Regions from separate parts of the Homo sapiens genome. Here region 1 is linked to region 2. Evidence: chromatin loops called from intact Hi-C (ENCODE). Cell type or tissue: chondrocyte. All regions are shown on one strand. Each heading gives the region's core, and the rest is flanking DNA. Links, peaks and the distances in the headings are about the cores only.

Region 1 (8,140 bases), core at 2,052-4,551, 370 kb after region 2:
AAGACAAAGCATCCCAGCAGCCTCTGGAGAAATTAATGTACCTTAACTTGAATTAGTGGATAATTTCAGATCAGCTATTTTACATATCTAGCTGCTTCTCCTTCCCTCCATAGGCCACCTCTTGCCCTTTCTCTTCCTAAATCTGGCTCTCAAAGCTAAGTATTCTAGAAGTTAAACATTGAAGTAGAAATCAGTGGACATGATTCATGTCCTTACCCTCTCAGCAGATGCCTAGCCTTGTTCCTTTTTTACAGAGCCTTGTTTTCACAATTGTCATGTTAGCTCATGGAGGAAGTTGTTACTTCCTCCCATGATAGTTACATGACCATGGAGAACCCTAGAAGTCAGACAGACTTTACAATCCAAAGAAAATTACTCCTCGGTGGTAGGATTTTAGGTACCACAAAGGCAACTGTGGACAGAGAAAGCCTCTGACTGCCCCTAAAAATCACATCATATCTACAAATAAATAATGATGCCATTGCTTGATCATTAAATTCCTGTGGGATGTTGGCCGTGAAACTTCATCTTTTTGTATCTCTATTTCTCCCTTCCTGATGATACTTCCTTTCCATTTGCCAATCCACAACTGGCAAGGAGATCATCAAACGCAGTGGGCAAAGGCAGAATTTCTCTCTTTCTCATAGTATTTGCTGTAGTTCCACACATGGTGACTGAACACCTGGAGCAGAGGCCCCGTTGCACACTGAATTGGCCTCATTATATCATGAGCAAGATCTTCTATCACTGTTACTCCTTATTGTTGTGAAGACTTCTTTTATGTCTGGAAAGACATTTAGGCAACTTAGCATTGTGATAGAAAACAGCTAAACTACTACAGTTTTCTAAGTTCAAATCAAGATTTCACTCACCCCCTAGCATCTTACTAAAACCTGGGTTTCCTATAGGGGAGGATAAATTGCCCACAAAGTTATGACTACCAGAATTGGGACTCTGTTCTGTGAAGTAGAAATAAATGCAGAGACCATTTTTTCATCCTAGAGTAAGTAGAAAAAAAGCAACAGTTATTTTCACTTTCTTTTGGCACACTTGGTTTGGCCTAAAACCATCAACTGTAGAGGTATATTGGTCTTGAAAAGAAAAAACAACCAAGGTGTACAGAAAAGGAAGTGCCTACTTGCATAGTGGAGTTAGAGAAGGTTTCCCAGAGAGGCCATTTTACTTGGCCATTGAATGCTGCAAAAGTAGAACTTTTATAGACATGCAAGTATCAGAGGCATGTGAACCAGAACAACTCCATCTTGAATAGGAACTGGGCAAAATGAGGCTGAAACCTACTGGGCTGCATTCCCAGACAGTTAAGGCATTCTAAGTCACAGAATGAGATAGGAGGTCGGCACAAGATACAGGTCATAAAGATCTTGCTGATAAAACAGGTTGCTGTAAAGAAGCTGGCTAAATCCTACCAAAACCAAGATGGCCAGGATAGTGACCTCTGGTCATCCTCACTGCTACACTCCCACCAGTGCCATGACAGTTTGCAAACGCCATGGCAACGTCAGGAAGTTACCCTATATGGTCTGAAAAAGGGGAGCACGAATAATCCACCCCATGTTTAGCATATCATCAAGAAATAACCGTAAAAATGGGCAACCAGCAGCCCTCGGCTATGCTGTCTATGGAGTACTCATTCTTTTATTCCTTTACTTTCTTAATGAACTTGCTTTCACTTTTCACTGCGGACTCGCCCTGAATTCTTTCTTGTGTGAGATCCAACAACCCTCTCTAGGGGTCTGGATGGGGACCCCTTTCCTGTAACATATTTCTCTGTCCTGTAACACTAAGAATAACAAGACATTACAGCTGTTTCTGTAATAAACAGCCAATAAACATTAACAGCTTAAAATGGTAAAGGTTTATTTCTTTCACTGTGTGCCCTTTCTGGGTTTGCAGGCACATTGTGTATTACTGTCATTCAGGAAGCAAGCTTCAAAGTTGCTTGTTACCATGCCAGAGACAAAATTAAATATATCAAAACATACTGGCTCCAAAAGTGACACACAACACTTCTACTCAACTTCCACTGGGGAACACAAGGCACATGGCCACGCCTAACTTCAAGTGGGCGGGAGAGTCATTCTTCCATGTTCCTGGAGAGTGGGAAGCAGAATATTTGTGAGTAGCCTTAAAACTATCCTGAGGCATGTGGCTAAGAAGAAAGGCATCAAAGAGCCTGGCATGTTTGAGACACAGTAAAAAGGTGAAATCTTAGCTTGGAAACCACCAATGAAAAACGTTATATGCCATACAATTTGGAATTTGTTCTGAAGGTGTGAAAAGTTTTTTTAAAAAGGATGTTAAGCCAAGGAATGATGTATTACATTTGTTTGAGGTACCTGATAATCAGATTAAATCAGATTCCAGCGCAATGATCCCCCTTGCTGCCACATGTGGAAAAATTCACAGATAACCTTGATGGGCTCCTCCATATGGGCTCCTAGGAAGAAAGAGTGAGCCAGGGTTCATGATGGGGCAGCACCAATTTGCTTTCCTGATTTTGTAACAGGGAAAGCAAAGTATTAAGCAGTATGGAGTGATCATTTTGCACTGTAGCATACTTCTTAAAGTTCATTCAGGTACCAGAGGCATTACCATGCATTATGCTAGGAGCACTGCCCCATGGCCAGTAAACTGAAATGCTATTTCCAGACTGGTAAAAAGTGAGATTAGCAAATGTGTTTACAACTTGCAATCCTAGCCCTTCACCCAGGAGCTGTGTTGAAACAACCTGAATCTAAGGGCATAATTAAGAGGACCCAGGGATTTATAGTTTGAGGCTTTTTGCCTGAGTACTTTCCCCAATTCACCCACTACTCTGAGCACAGAAATCCACAAATGTGCTGTCCTGAGGTGTGAGAGGGCAAAGGTCACAGCATTAGAGCAACCAGAATGTTCAAAAGTGTGTTGGTTTCCTACGGCTGCTGTAACAAGTGGCTATAAACTAGGTGGACTGCAATAGCAAAAATTTATTCTCTCACAGTTCTGGCTGTCAGCAGCCTGAAATCAGGGAGTCAGCAGAGCCGTGCTCCCTCTGGAGGCTCTAGGGAAAATCCATTCCTTGCCTTTTCAAATTTCTGGTGACTCTAGGCATTCTTTGGCTTGCAAATTATCACTACACTCTCTGCTTCCAAAGTCACATTGCCTCCTACTCTTCTGTATGTCTTCTTTTATGTGTCTCTGTCCCAACACTTCCTGTCTCTCTCTTATTAGAATACATGTGATTGCATTTAGGGCACACCCAGATAATCCAGGATAAATTCCTGCTCTCAAGATTCTTAATCACATCTTTGCCCCATTCATTTCATTTATTCATTTTGAAGGTAACATTCATAGGTTCCAGGGATTAAGATGCAGAAATATATTTTGGCAGGGGTGGGGGGGGCTACCATTCAACCCACTCTATAGTGGAAATCCTGGAAGGAAGGGTTCCTCAGAGGGATTGAGCCCCAAAATATGCATTTAAAATATGCCCAAAGCTTTGGCTAGCTGTCAAACTATACTATAAGTGTGGGACCCAAGAGAGCCTGATCAAAAAGAAGCAGCTGAAAACTGAAAAAACTGAGTGGAGATTCTAGCTGCTGCCAATGGAAAGGGAGACCATTTGGAGTTTGACTCTAGCTAAGTTAACTCTCTGCTAGAAAAAAAACAAATCATGCTCCAGAGAAATAACAGAATCTAAAGCCTCCATGGAGGAGTTGGCTTCAGGTCAAAATTGTATAACCATAAACAATTACAAAGATTTACCTGGCAGCCTGGCAAGGGGGAAAACTTACCCTCCCTCCCCGTGCCAGACTTGGTGCACAGTTAGTACATTGCAATCTCTGAAGGAAGTTGAGACTCCTTCAGAGACTGAAGACTCTGAAGTGGAGGACTCAGTCACCCTCTCCACCAACCCTAGCTAGCCATGCTCTTGTGCATATCTGCATTTCCAGCCAAGGCACCTCCATTCAGCAGCCTCCTTATGGGTAGGGTGGGGTGGGGTTCAGCTTAGATACCATGCAGGCACCACTGCTAAGACCTCCTTATCCTTGAGGACACTTTTCACCACTCTGACTCAGTCTTTCATGCGTATCTTTTTCCTGTTTCTCTCATTCCATCCCCCGAGTCCAGAAAATGGCAGGAACCTTTTGTTCCCCAGCTGCAGTGATCCATCTGACCCTCACCTGGTGGCACTCCATGAGGAAAAAATGGAGCATTGAGAGAACTGGCACTACTCTTCTCTTTTTGGCCTCTTGCTTAGACTAACACAGTAAGTGAATAAAGGCTTGATTGTTGCTTTCAGTTTGGCTGTTGCCTGAATTGATCACCTTGACACCTCATAGCTCTCAACATCTACTCTATATATTCATAATGTACAGTTTTCAGTTAAAAAATAAGACATGTAGAAACACAAAAATGATGGTGATACTCAAGAAGAAGGAAGATGAGGACGAGGAGAAAAATATAAACCAGACCCAATATTGTCTAGATGCTGCAATTATCAGACAAGGACTTTAATGCAGCTGTTATAAATATAGTCAAGGACTTAAAGGAAAATATATGTACAATGAATAAGCAAATGGAGAATATCCATAGTGAAAAAAACTATATTAAAGAACAAAATTTGAATTCTAGAGCTGAAAAAAATAAAATTATAGAAATAAAAATTTATTGACTTAACTGTAGATTAAAAATAGCAAGAGTCAGTGAATTTGAAAATAGATCAATAGAAATGATCTAATCCGAAGAACAGAGAAAAAATGATGGAATTAAAATGAACAGTCTCTCAGAGAACTGTCAAACCATTTATCAAGTAGCTTAATGTGTATGCAATTGGAGTCCTGGGAAGAGAAGAGATAAAAAAAATTGAGCAGAAAAAATACTTAAAGAAACACTGAATGAAACTTATGAAGGACATCAATTTAAAGATCCAAAATGCGCCCACAAACCCCAATAAATATAAATGCAAAGAAAATCACATCAAGACATATCATAGTCAAATAGATAAAATGGAAAGATAAAAAAGAATTTTGAAAGCAACCAGAGAAACAATGATGTATTACATACAGTGGAAAATGGATGCAGATCACGGCTGGCTTCTTATCAGAAACAATAAAGAATGGAAAACAATGGCTACTTTCCTGGCAAAACCTATGCTATGACTCATATCTCAGTCATATTATAAGCTACAGCTAATAGATAGAAATCTGCTCTAATCACCCACACAAAGTGTCATTATAGAGACTAGAGCCAGGTTTCTTACTCATTATGGAGTAGAAGAGGCAGTGTATAGGCTTCTTGGGATACTAACTAAAAGACACTGGGACCAAGGCTTCAAAGAAACAATGTCAAGTTGGGGAACAGAGGCCTCAGAATTGGGGAAGTCAAAAGCTAAAAATGCAGTACCAGCTGTTTACAGCAGGCCCACTGCCATCTTAAACCTATAGTAGGGCTTGAGCAGGCACATTGGCTTCAGGATCTGATTTTTAAGATGGAGATGGCAAGAATAGCGTTGTAGCCTCTAAGATTAGGCCTACAAGTCCCCTTAACAAGAGTAGTTGCTCTAACATATTGATTCTTTACAATAGACCAACAACTTGGGGATTCAATTATTCATTAAACAAATATTTATCATGCACCTACTCTGTTAGGCTATTTTACATTCTGGAGATACATCAGTAAGAAAATAAGGCAAATCTTATTGCTCTTATGTTGCTTATATTCCAGCAGAAAGAAAGAAAGAAAAATTATGATAAATAAGTAAATTATCTTATATTAGCAAGTAATAATTAGTATGGAAAAAACAGAGAGATTGTGAGTGTTGAAGGAATATTGAAATTTTAGATGGGATGGTCAGGGTAGGCTTCACTTAGAAGGTGACATTTGAGCAAAGAGTTTAATGATAAGGAAGCATTGTGAATATCTTGGGAAAGAGTTTTGCAGGCAGGGATAATAGCCAGTGCAAAGACCCTGAGGCAAGAATGTGCTTTCGGCTGCACAAGGCCTAGTTCATGCATCCAAACAAGAGGTTGGAGCAGTTTATTTCCTCTCTCTTTGAGGTCAGGATGGATTTTGGGAACTGAAGTGGACTGAGCCAACAAGGCAGGGATCAATATCCAGCAGCTATAAGGAGAAGTGGGGATGCCAAGGCTGAGACTAGGACTGGGCCTGAGAACAGTAGTATGAACTCTGCCACTTCTCACTCAAACTATCGTCTAGCTTTTCTCTTTTTCCTGGATCTTCTTTGTGCCTAATCGATATGTTATTTGTAAGCATGAAATCTGACTTTATGAACTCTGTGATAATGTACAATGTTTTCAAGTTGTTTCACTAAAGGAGTAATTATAAAGTCTTAATTGCTTATCTTTTATATCAAAGCATTGAAATAACATTTAAATAGATCAAAGTGTTTAGAGAAAGATGCAAATTGGCTTTATCACAAGAATGTGGGAGAATCTGGACTTTGACTTGGCATATAAGTTGGGTTGCCTGTCCAGTACCACCTTAACTCCTGAAAAATAGGGGCTCCTGCTCAAACTGAGGCTGTACCTATCACAAACACCAATGAATGTGGTAAAGAACACATAATACTTTTGGCCACAACTAGTCAGTGCTGGTTCATTGTTACCCATAACTCAGCATTTGCTCCTGTGGTTAACACCACTCAGGCCCCAAAGAAATGCTTCAGTACATTTCTTGGTCTGTGTGCTCAAAGTACAAAGTAACTGTTTCAATAATACTGTAAGGTTTATGGGTTATGCTGCTGTTGATATTGGACACAAATGGCTTTGAAGTGCAAGAGAACTGGAGCAGTGAAAGTGCGTAGTTAAGTGAAAAGATAAATTATTTGACTTGTCAAATCTCTACTCTCAGATAGCATGCATACAATGAATTCTTGTGCAACGAAGTATAATTTCTCTATAATGCTGAGTGTCTATTTTTTTGCTCTTTGATTTCATGTCTTCAGAGTTTCTCACAAATTAGTATGGAATCCCAACAATTGCAAATGGCAGCTGAGGAATATTTTATAATATCAAATAATTCACATCACTTAAATTTTCATATGTGTAGGTCTATACATAACTTTTGTAGTGCATAACACAAATTTTTACTTTGACAATTAGATGGATATGGTATAAGATAATTGTGAATGATTTCATGTAAAAAATGTTTGATAAGATTTATTTTCAAAAAGTAAAATAAAAGTTGATATTCACCAGTTGTAGTTGTATTTCTTATATTTTAGGAGAAAATTTAATCTGAGAGCATATAATATAGTTTTAATTAATTTTTTACATTTACTTTAAGATTTTTAACTAAAATTTACACAGATGTTTAGAGTTCAAATATATGTCTCAGTTTTAAATTCTCAGATCATTGCTATCAATAGAACAGGATTTTGCCAGAATGGAGACAAAAAAAATGAATGTAATGAAATATATACATAGTAAATTTTGAATTATGTATGTCTTAATATTGCTGTTTATCCAAACATTGCCAGACTATTAACAGACACCCAGATGCAGCAATAACTAAATGTAATCACTTTTGATATTTGATTCATTTAAATTAAAACCATAACTTTATACATATTTTTTGATTTTTATCTTTATGAAGATACATTTGTCAAGATTAGAAGTAACATTTTATTCAATGATTGGTTTATAACTTTTACATATTTAAACAAAATGTATGTTTCTCCATTTGTACTCTTGCCCTTGGTCTTTGAAATATTAGGGAAGCTTCTCCCCTGGCCTTCTATCCACAGGATCTTTTCAGTATGATGATATGAAGCCCAGGGCTCCAAAGATAATTTTTGAAAAGATCATCCCAAACAAGTCACACTCTGGCTGTGAAATATACATTATTTAGATTCCAGAAGAATCAGGTTTGGGGATTCCTTCACCTAACAGTACCTTGTTAGAACAGTGGCTCTGTAATGAAAAGGGGTGAGGACCTGGAGTTAGAAGTCCCAGGTCTATGTCCCAGCCTCATTAGTTACTTCCTTTGTGATCTTAGACAAAATAACTCACCTAGAACATCAGTTTCTTCATCTACGTGATAATAAGTGCTGTTTTGACTACTAAATAAGATGACATGTAAAAGCCTACAGAACAGAATATTGAATTTTGATAGTTGG
Region 2 (8,140 bases), core at 2,134-4,633:
TGGTGTTGTGTGGAGAACAGGCTGTAGGGGGTGGGAGGAGGCAAGGGCAGGAGCTGGGGGTCCAGTAAAGGCTATTGTAATGACCCAGATGAAAGATGTTGGTGCTTTGGAGGAGCTGGAGAAGAGGTCAGATTTCTGGATAATTTTGGAAAGTCAGAAAAGTTTTGCTGGTGGATTGCATGTGCAAAGGGAGGGGCAAAAAAGGAGTTGAGCATGATGTGGTCATCATTAGAGCTGTTCACAAATATTTTGGTTGTTTTCTTTTTTTTTTTTTGAGATGGAGTCTTGCTCTGTCATCCAGGTTGGAGTGCAGTGGCACAATCTCAGCTCACTGCAACCTCTGCCTCCCGGGTTCAAACAATTCTCTGCCTCAGCCTCTAGAGTAGCTGGTATTACAAGCACCTGCCACCAAGCCCAGCTCATTTTTGTATTTTTATTAGAGATGGGGTTTCACCATGTTGGCCAGGCTGGTCTTGAATTCCCGACCTCATGATCCGCCTGCCTCGGCCTCCCAAAGTGCTGGGATTATAGGTGTGAGCCACCGTGTCCAGCCAGTTGTTTTCTTTTTTGGGCACTTAGTAAGTTTGTGCTTCCAACCCTCCTTTAAGTTAGGTGTGGCCATATGACTTGTTTTGGACAATAAAATGTAAGCAGAAGAGGTGCACGGGGCTTCTGGGCAGAAGCATTTCACTGCAAGTGCAAGACCCTGCAACATGCACCTTCCCCTGTCTCTAAAAACATGAAAACATTTTGTCAAGATACAGCCTCCGTCAGCCTTAGTCCCTCAGTGAAACTGATGAGTAGAGTCTCCTGTCAACTCAGCCTGGACATCAGCAAAAACATGAACATTTGTGGTGTTTTTGGGGTTCTTTGCTACGGAAGCATCACCTAATTTATATCGACAAATACAGATAACATGATGACAGCATTTATTCTGAACAACTGGAAGATTAGAGTTTTGATTTATTGAGATGGAAAAGGCTGTGGGAGCAAATGGGAGCAAAAGGTTTGAAGGGGGAGGATTAGGAATTTGCTTTTGGACATGCTACGTTTGAACGCATTAGGCATCCACGTGCAGATATTGAGTCAGCAGTTGGGGATGTATGGGTCTGAAGTTCAGAGGAGAGTTCAGGCTGGAAAGAATATATTCGGAGTTGTAAACGTGAGGCCAGGCAGGATCACGAGGAAGTGAGTGTCAGTAGAGAAGAATGTGCATAGCCTTAGGCACTTGAGTGAATAGGCTCAACTGTGTGGAAGTCTGCTGACAGGTCATCTAAGATGAGGACTCTCAACTGACCGTTGGATTTGCAATGTGGACCTGAAGAGTAATTGTGGTGAAGTTGTGAGAATGAAACTGAAGTGGGTTCAAGAAAGAACGAGAGGAGAGAAAGTGGAGTTTGAGTATAAATAACTCTTTTGGAGAGGATTGGTGTAATTGAATGGCAGGGGTATGAGATTTGAGGTCAAGGAAATATTTTTATTATTTTTTACGATGAGAGAAATTGTAGTACACATGTATATTTATGGGAATGACTCAGTAGAAAGACCAAAAATTTCATATGTGAGAGAAGGACCAATTGATGAAGCGATGTTCTTGCGTGGGCGCGAGGATGGGATCGAGTGCACAGCGGAAGGTGGCACTTAGGAACACGCAGCACTCGTCCATGCCAGCAGGAGGCAAGGCAGAATGGTGAGTACAGGCACACGTGTACTGATGTGGTGCTGGGAGTGTGGGTAGAATAGGCGGTTGTTCTGGATGATGGATACGGTTTTTCTCAGCTCTTAAAAATGTATTATTTCAAAATCAAACTTTTCATCATAATCTTGTCTTTAGCTCTTTCCTATTCTTCATCTTGCAGATCTAGATAGTCATTAGGCTCTGTTGATTTCACCTACTGAGTGGGTCTTGTCTGTAATGCCCATCTGGCTCCTTCAGCTCAGTGCGATGGAAGGGCTCTGCTCTGTAGCGACTAGAATTTAAAGCTAGCTGGAATTTATCAGGCATTTGATGGCTACCTGTTTAGGGGCCCTACCAGGGAAGTATTCCAATAAAATTGGGATAATAATATGCTTACCCCATAGGCCCATTTAGAGAATTAAGATAAATATCAGGTGCTAAGCGCTCAGCATTTCCCTGGCACATAGGAGGTTGAGCTGTTGGTATCTTCATCCACCATCACTGCTGTACTTCATGGTGAGCTTTCTATAGAGCAGGTCTCTGCTTTAGAACCTCTGACTCTGCCAGCTACCTGGATCAAATTTGAACTTTTCACCTGTTAAACCAAGGCTTTCACGATCTGGCCCCAAACTCCCTTTTTTGCCCCATGTCCCAGCACTTCTCTTTCATGTTCCTTCTATTTCAGACACAGAACTAGCCCTTCTTCAACCTATATCCTTTCTTTTCAGTTCCACGATTTTACGGAAGATATCTTGTCACTAAGCCTGGCAAAATCCTGCCCATTCTTTAAGATTTAATATATATCACGTTTTCCTGCGGTACTTCCTGGACTTCCCTTCGGACGCCTCTGGTCCCCAGTCTGGCTCCTTCTTAGGCCTGTCCCGTAATTCTAAGCTTGTCTGGCTGTCCTTCCACTATGAGCTCTTTGGGAGCAGGATCTCTGTTTGGTTCCATTCTTTTTGGTGCCTTGAACAGTACCTGGCACCAATAAACACCTTAAGGAATGACCACATTCCTTATTCCCTCCTTTGTATCCACCTCTTTCCTAGCCCTTAGTGTTGCACATTGTTGATGGCCTGTCTTCCCCATCACGCTATTAATGCCCTGGGAAACAAGACATTATCTTTATTTCTCCCCACGTCGCCAGAGCCTAACACACAGTGGCTCCATCTCCGCTCACTGCAACTTCCGCCTCTCGGGTTCAAGCGATTCTTGTGCCTCAGCCTCATCATGAGTAGCTGGGATTACAGGTGTGCGCCACCGTGCCCGGCTAATTTTTGTATTTTTAGTAGAGATGGGGTTTCGCCATGTTGGCCAGGCTGGTCTCCAACTCCTGACCTCAAGTGATCCGCCCGTCTCGGTCTCCCAAAGTGCTGGGATTACAGGCTTGAACCATCGCTCCAGGCCTCGATAAATGTTTAATGAATAAAACGATGAAAGGACCCGTCGCCTCCTAAATGCAGATCTCGAGGGAGCCTCCAGGTGGCGCTCGCCGCTCGGAGAAGCAGGGAGTCGGTGCGCCGCAGCTCCGGCAGGCGTCTGGGAGGTGGTCGCCTCCTCACCTGCCCAGGCGGCCGTCCCCCGGGAGCGGGTGGCGGTGACCTCAGGACTGACGCACTGCCTCCTCCGGGCGGGTGCGCAGCCTGCGTCAGGGGCGCTGTTCTCCCTGTGCTCTTGGACCCCGCAGTTGTTTTAGGAACATTCACTGGAGAGCGAGAAGGGGGCCGCCTTCCGGTGCCCGGTGGGCAACACCTAAGCCGCGGTGTTTACTGGTGAGGGAGTCGGCTGTCTGCTGGCGGCTGTGACAGCTGCAACACGCCACACAAAGATGTTATTTACCTGTCATATTAATGATAGTGTTAGCAAGTGCGTGGCACGTCCAGTACTTTTTTTTTTTTTTGAGACGGAGTCTCGTTCTGTCGCCCAGGCTGGAGTGCAATGGCGCGATCTGGGTTGACAGCAACCCCCGCCTCCCGGGTTCAAGCGATTCTCCTGCCTCAGCCTCTCGAGTAGCTGGGATTACAGGAGCCCATGACGAAGGCCGGCTAATTTTTTGTATTTTTAGTAGAGACGGGGTTTCACCGTGTTGGCCAGGATGGTCTGGATCACCTGACCTAGTGATCCTCCCGCCCCCGCCTCCTAAAGTGCTGTCCAGCACTATTCTAACTGCTATGTACACATTTACTCAAAGGTACATAAGATAATACAAAATAAAAATTTCCATTTTATAATGAGGAAACATAGGGGCAGAGGTTGGATAACTTGGCCGAGATGGTCCATTTAGCAGTAGCAGAGGCATGGTTAGAACCCAGGCGGTCTATACCAGAGCTGGCAGATGCCCCTTTTATGCACCCCTGCCTCCCTCTCAATGTCCAGCAGGGCTACCATCCGTGTTCCAGCTGGCCCGCGCTCAGCCAGCCAGACACCATTTATTAAGCACTTACTATGTGCCAAACACCTTGCTTAGTGTTGGGGATGAGCAGGTAAAGGGGAGAAAGTGTCTCCCTTTCAGAAGCCTCCAGGCTATCAAGGGAGAAAAAAGTGTTGTGGGTGAAAAAGGTGTTGTGGGGGATGGTTGTGCCAAACGGTAATGATGGACAGAGTAACAATGGGCACCCATGGGAGGAGCCGTGGCAAAGGAGATGCTGGCCTTCCCAGACAGCCCACCTGGCCCTTTTCTTGTGTGCCGCTCTTGTTATGGGTTTTTCTGGGGGAGGCATGGGGACACTGGTGCTCTGGCCTCGGTTCTGAGAGCCTGTCCAGGCCCGAGTCCCTCTAGGGCTTGGGCACACCCCACTCCAGTCTTGTCCTTGAATCCCTGCACAGTGGCTGGGACCCTTGTCCTTAGTGCCAACTTCTCTGGTGCTGCCTGCCTGCCTAAATTTCTGAATATCAGGGACTGTGCTCCACTTGCTGCTTGGACACTGCTCCCATCCTCCCACCGGTTCCCATCCTCAGCCTGGTCCCATGATCAACAGCCACAGCTTGCCTGATCTTCCCCTAAACTCTGGTTTTTGTGGCCCCAGACTAGCCAGCTCCCTGTCCTTCTGGTGCAATCACACTTCTACCTCTGCTCCAACTAGTGGTGTCTATGTGTAAGACCCCCAGATCCCAGACTCTTTCCTTTTCCTCTGATACATCAGTCCCCTGCTGACTCCACCCATCCTAGATGCCTTCTCGGTTGATCACTTGAACCACTTTCTTGCTGGCCCCTCAATTTTCTGTCTCCTTGTAAACACTTGCTCTAGAAACCCCCTCCTTTCTCCACTTCTTCACCTGGGGTGCTCAGGGATGCTGAGCTGGAATTCCCAGAGCTGGCAGGTTGGTGCTGGGCAGTTTTGGAAACATGATTTTCAGGCCCCAGTGTAAAAACATGTGGGGCCAGGCACAGTGACTCACATCTATAATCCCAGCACTTTGAGAGGCAACTCAGGAAGACCACTTGAGACCATGAGTTTGAGACCAGCCTGGGCAACATAGCCAGACCCTGTCTCTGCCAAAAATTAAAAAAAAATTAGCCAGACATGGTGGTGCGTGCCTGTAGCCCCAGCTACTAGGGAGGCTGGGGTGGGAGGATGGCTTGAGCCCAAAAGGTTGAGGTTGCAGTGAGCTATGATTGCATCACTGCACTCTCACCTGGGTGACAGAGTGAAACCCTGTCCGTAAACAACATACTTTTTATTGTCTGTAAAAAACAAACAAACAAATAAATAAAATAAACACATGGGGCCCTTGTTCAAAAATTTTAAGAATTTCAAGATGACAACAGTAGACAGCAGTTAAACCAAGTTCAGGGCCCTTCTACTCATGGAGCCTGTGTGACTGCATGGGTTATAGCCCCCTGAAGTGCTGGGCCAATGCCCCCACCTTCTCAGAGCTTCCAGGGCTATCTGATTACTCTGAAGTCTCAGACCTGTGGTCTCTCCTGTCTTCTCAAGTGGCCTGCCACCACGGTTGTCCTTAGCTATCCCATCCCATCCCATCCCATCCCATCCCATCCCATCCCATCCCAGTCTCAGACAACATTCCCTGCAGCCTCACTTGCATTCACCCAGGCTTTCTAGAGTGGAGGAGAAAGCCTGGAGTTCCCAACAGTGGGAAAGCTACCTGGACCAGGTGGTGTGGTTGACAATGACTGAGAATCTGTCTTCAGGGATCCCTGCAGAGGCTGGTGTCCTCAACTGTACAGGGATTGGATCTAGATGTCAAGGGAGAAGACGGAAGGTAGAGAAGGAACCAACAAGCAGGCTCCTTCCCATTCTGACTAACTGGGCACTTTCCACAACTTCCTGAATCTAATTCTCTAGGGGCCTTTTATTTTTCCTGTTTCATAATTGTAGAGATGAGGAAACAGGCTCAAAAAGGTTAAGCAGCTTGCGAGCCCACACAGCTAGTAACTGGTGGCAGCAGGCCTTAAGGCTAGGTTGGTGTGAGGGCAAAATCCTACCCTTTCCTCCTTGAATCTCGCTTTCCTAAGGGGCAGAGCTAGGCCTTGACAGTTATTCCCTAATCAAATCTAACTTCCTTTCCTGCCCCCTCTCCCCTGCCACCATCACAATGATTGCCTCATGAGGAAATTTAATCTCATCCTCAGAACCTGCCAAGTTGAGCACTTCTGCTCGCTGATGATAAAAAGAATACCCAACTCTCAGGAAGAAAAAGTCATTTGGCTGTTCTCTGACAGTCCCTCCTCATCTGAACCTCACCTTTCCAGAGTGGGAGAGAATTTTGTCCCTCTCTGCTCCCCACTTGCCCCTGGCCCCGGTTATCTCTGGGCATCTCTCTTTTTCTTCTCTTTTCCTTTTCTTTCCTTTTTTTTTTTTTTTTTTTTTTTTTGGAGACGGAGTCTTGCCCTGTTACCCAGGCTGGAGTGCAAAGGCATGATCTCTGCTTATTGCAACCTTTGCCTCCCGGGTTCAAACGATTCTCCTGCCTCAGCCTCCCAAGTAGCTGGGATTACAGGCACCTGCCAGTTAATTTTTGTATTTTTAGTAGAGATGGGGTTTCACCATGTTGGCCAGGCTGGTCTCAAACTCCTGACCTTGTGATCGGCCTGCCTCGGTCTCCCAAAGTATTGGGATTACAGGCATGAGCCACTGTGCCCAGCCATCTCTCACCCTTTTGTCCCCCATTTGAAACTTTGCCACCAGCCTGGTCCTGGCCACAAGCAGGGTCACATGTTTTCCTGTCTTACTTCATGCCCCTTTCTTTTTTTGTTGAGATGGAGTCTCGCTCTGTCATCCAGGCTGGAGTGCAGTGGTGTGATCTCGGCTCACTGCAACCTCCACCTCCCGGGTTCAAGTGATTCTCCTGCCTCAGCCTCCTGAGTAGCTGGGACTACAGGCACCCACCACCACACCCAGCTAATTTCCATATTTTTAGTAGAGACGAGGTTTCACCATGTTGCCCAAGCTGGTCTTGAACTACTGACCTCAAGCAATCTGCCCTCCTCAGCCTCCCAAAGTGCTGGGATTAGAGGCGTGAGCCACCATGCCCGATCACCCCTTGCTTTTTGATTGTGCTTCAGCCAGCGCCCCTCCCGAGGCAGGTAAAAGTGGTATTTTTTTTTAAATTTTATTATTATTATACTTTAAGTTTTATGGTAAAAGTGGTATTTAGGAGACTCTTGGAAATGAGATCACTGACCAGATACTTGATAATGTTAGGAATTTGTGTTATCTAGATGTGGTGAAGGCACTGAGGTTATATATATATTTAAAGGAATCAGTTTCTGAGGTATAGCTCAAAATATTAATTGACGAAACCAATCCCAAACCAAATATTTGGGATTTGCCTCAAAATAATATCAGAGGGGAGAAATAAGTAGGGTTTTTGGTTAAAACAAGATTGACTATAAATTAATTGATGGTTGCTGAACCTTGGTGCTGGGTACATGAGGGTTCATTGTGCTATTTAACCTACTTTTGCATTTGTCTGAATTTCTCCATGATAAAAAGTTTTTTTTAAATGTTAGGCATTAAAATGAAAGACAGTAAACTCAAGAGCTCTGTGTATGTAAGAGTGAGAATGGGGTGGCAGAACTGGGAAGGGGCCTAAAGTAGGTGAGTGCAACGAGGCAAAGTACAGCACATTTCTGCTTTCCTGGAATAAGTCTGTAAGCAGCCACAGCTCTCCCAACCCTGCCCCAGGCCCGCTGTCCTCAGCTATGACTAGCAGGAGTCCAGGGTCCACTGCTGGGAGCCCACCTCCTCCATCATGTCTTGCTGGAATCCCGGGGGCTTATGCAGGCCTGAATGGGGCTCCCTGAGACTTCTGTCTAAGGAAGCCATGCACTGGCCAGCTTCATGGCTGTGGCTGCTCTTTCCCTCTCTGACACGGGATGCTTTTGCTGGGTGATGGCCCCTTACCTTGGCTTCTGCTGTTTTCTTTTCCAGCAAAGGGTGCTTCTCTGGGTGGGGCTTCAGAAAGAGGCTGGCCCCATAGTGCCTCTCCCTTCTAGGA

Evidence for each region. Peaks named below come from ENCODE experiments on the same cell type or tissue, not always from the same donor. Only the 100,000 strongest peaks of a DNase experiment are listed, where the experiment ranks them.
Region 1: a loop joins it to region 2, with 4 times the contacts of the local background. A loop is called at or near these places in 3 of 110 quality-filtered maps.

What each region holds. Positions count from the first base shown.
Region 1 is chr2:75,287,876-75,296,015 of GRCh38, forward strand. It overlaps LOC107985900 (a long non-coding RNA gene), which reads right to left. Exons shown (of 2, transcript XR_001739546.2): 1 at 1-8,140. Among named protein-coding and RNA genes, the nearest start is that of TACR1, 92 kb to the left of the region's middle. In chondrocyte, for the core only: CTCF peaks have their summits at 3,054 (motif pointing left) and 3,258; no DNase peak of the experiment used is centred there.
Region 2 is chr2:74,916,770-74,924,909 of GRCh38, forward strand. The region is part of intron 1 of LINC01291 (long intergenic non-protein coding RNA 1291); the gene reads left to right. LOC105374809 (a long non-coding RNA gene) reads right to left here. Exons shown (of 5, transcript NR_187884.1): 4 at 8,047-8,140; 5 at 1,457-3,517. Among named protein-coding and RNA genes, the nearest start is that of LINC01291, 12 kb to the left of the region's middle. In chondrocyte, for the core only: CTCF peaks have their summits at 3,170 (motif pointing right) and 3,417; a DNase peak (open chromatin) is centred at 3,233.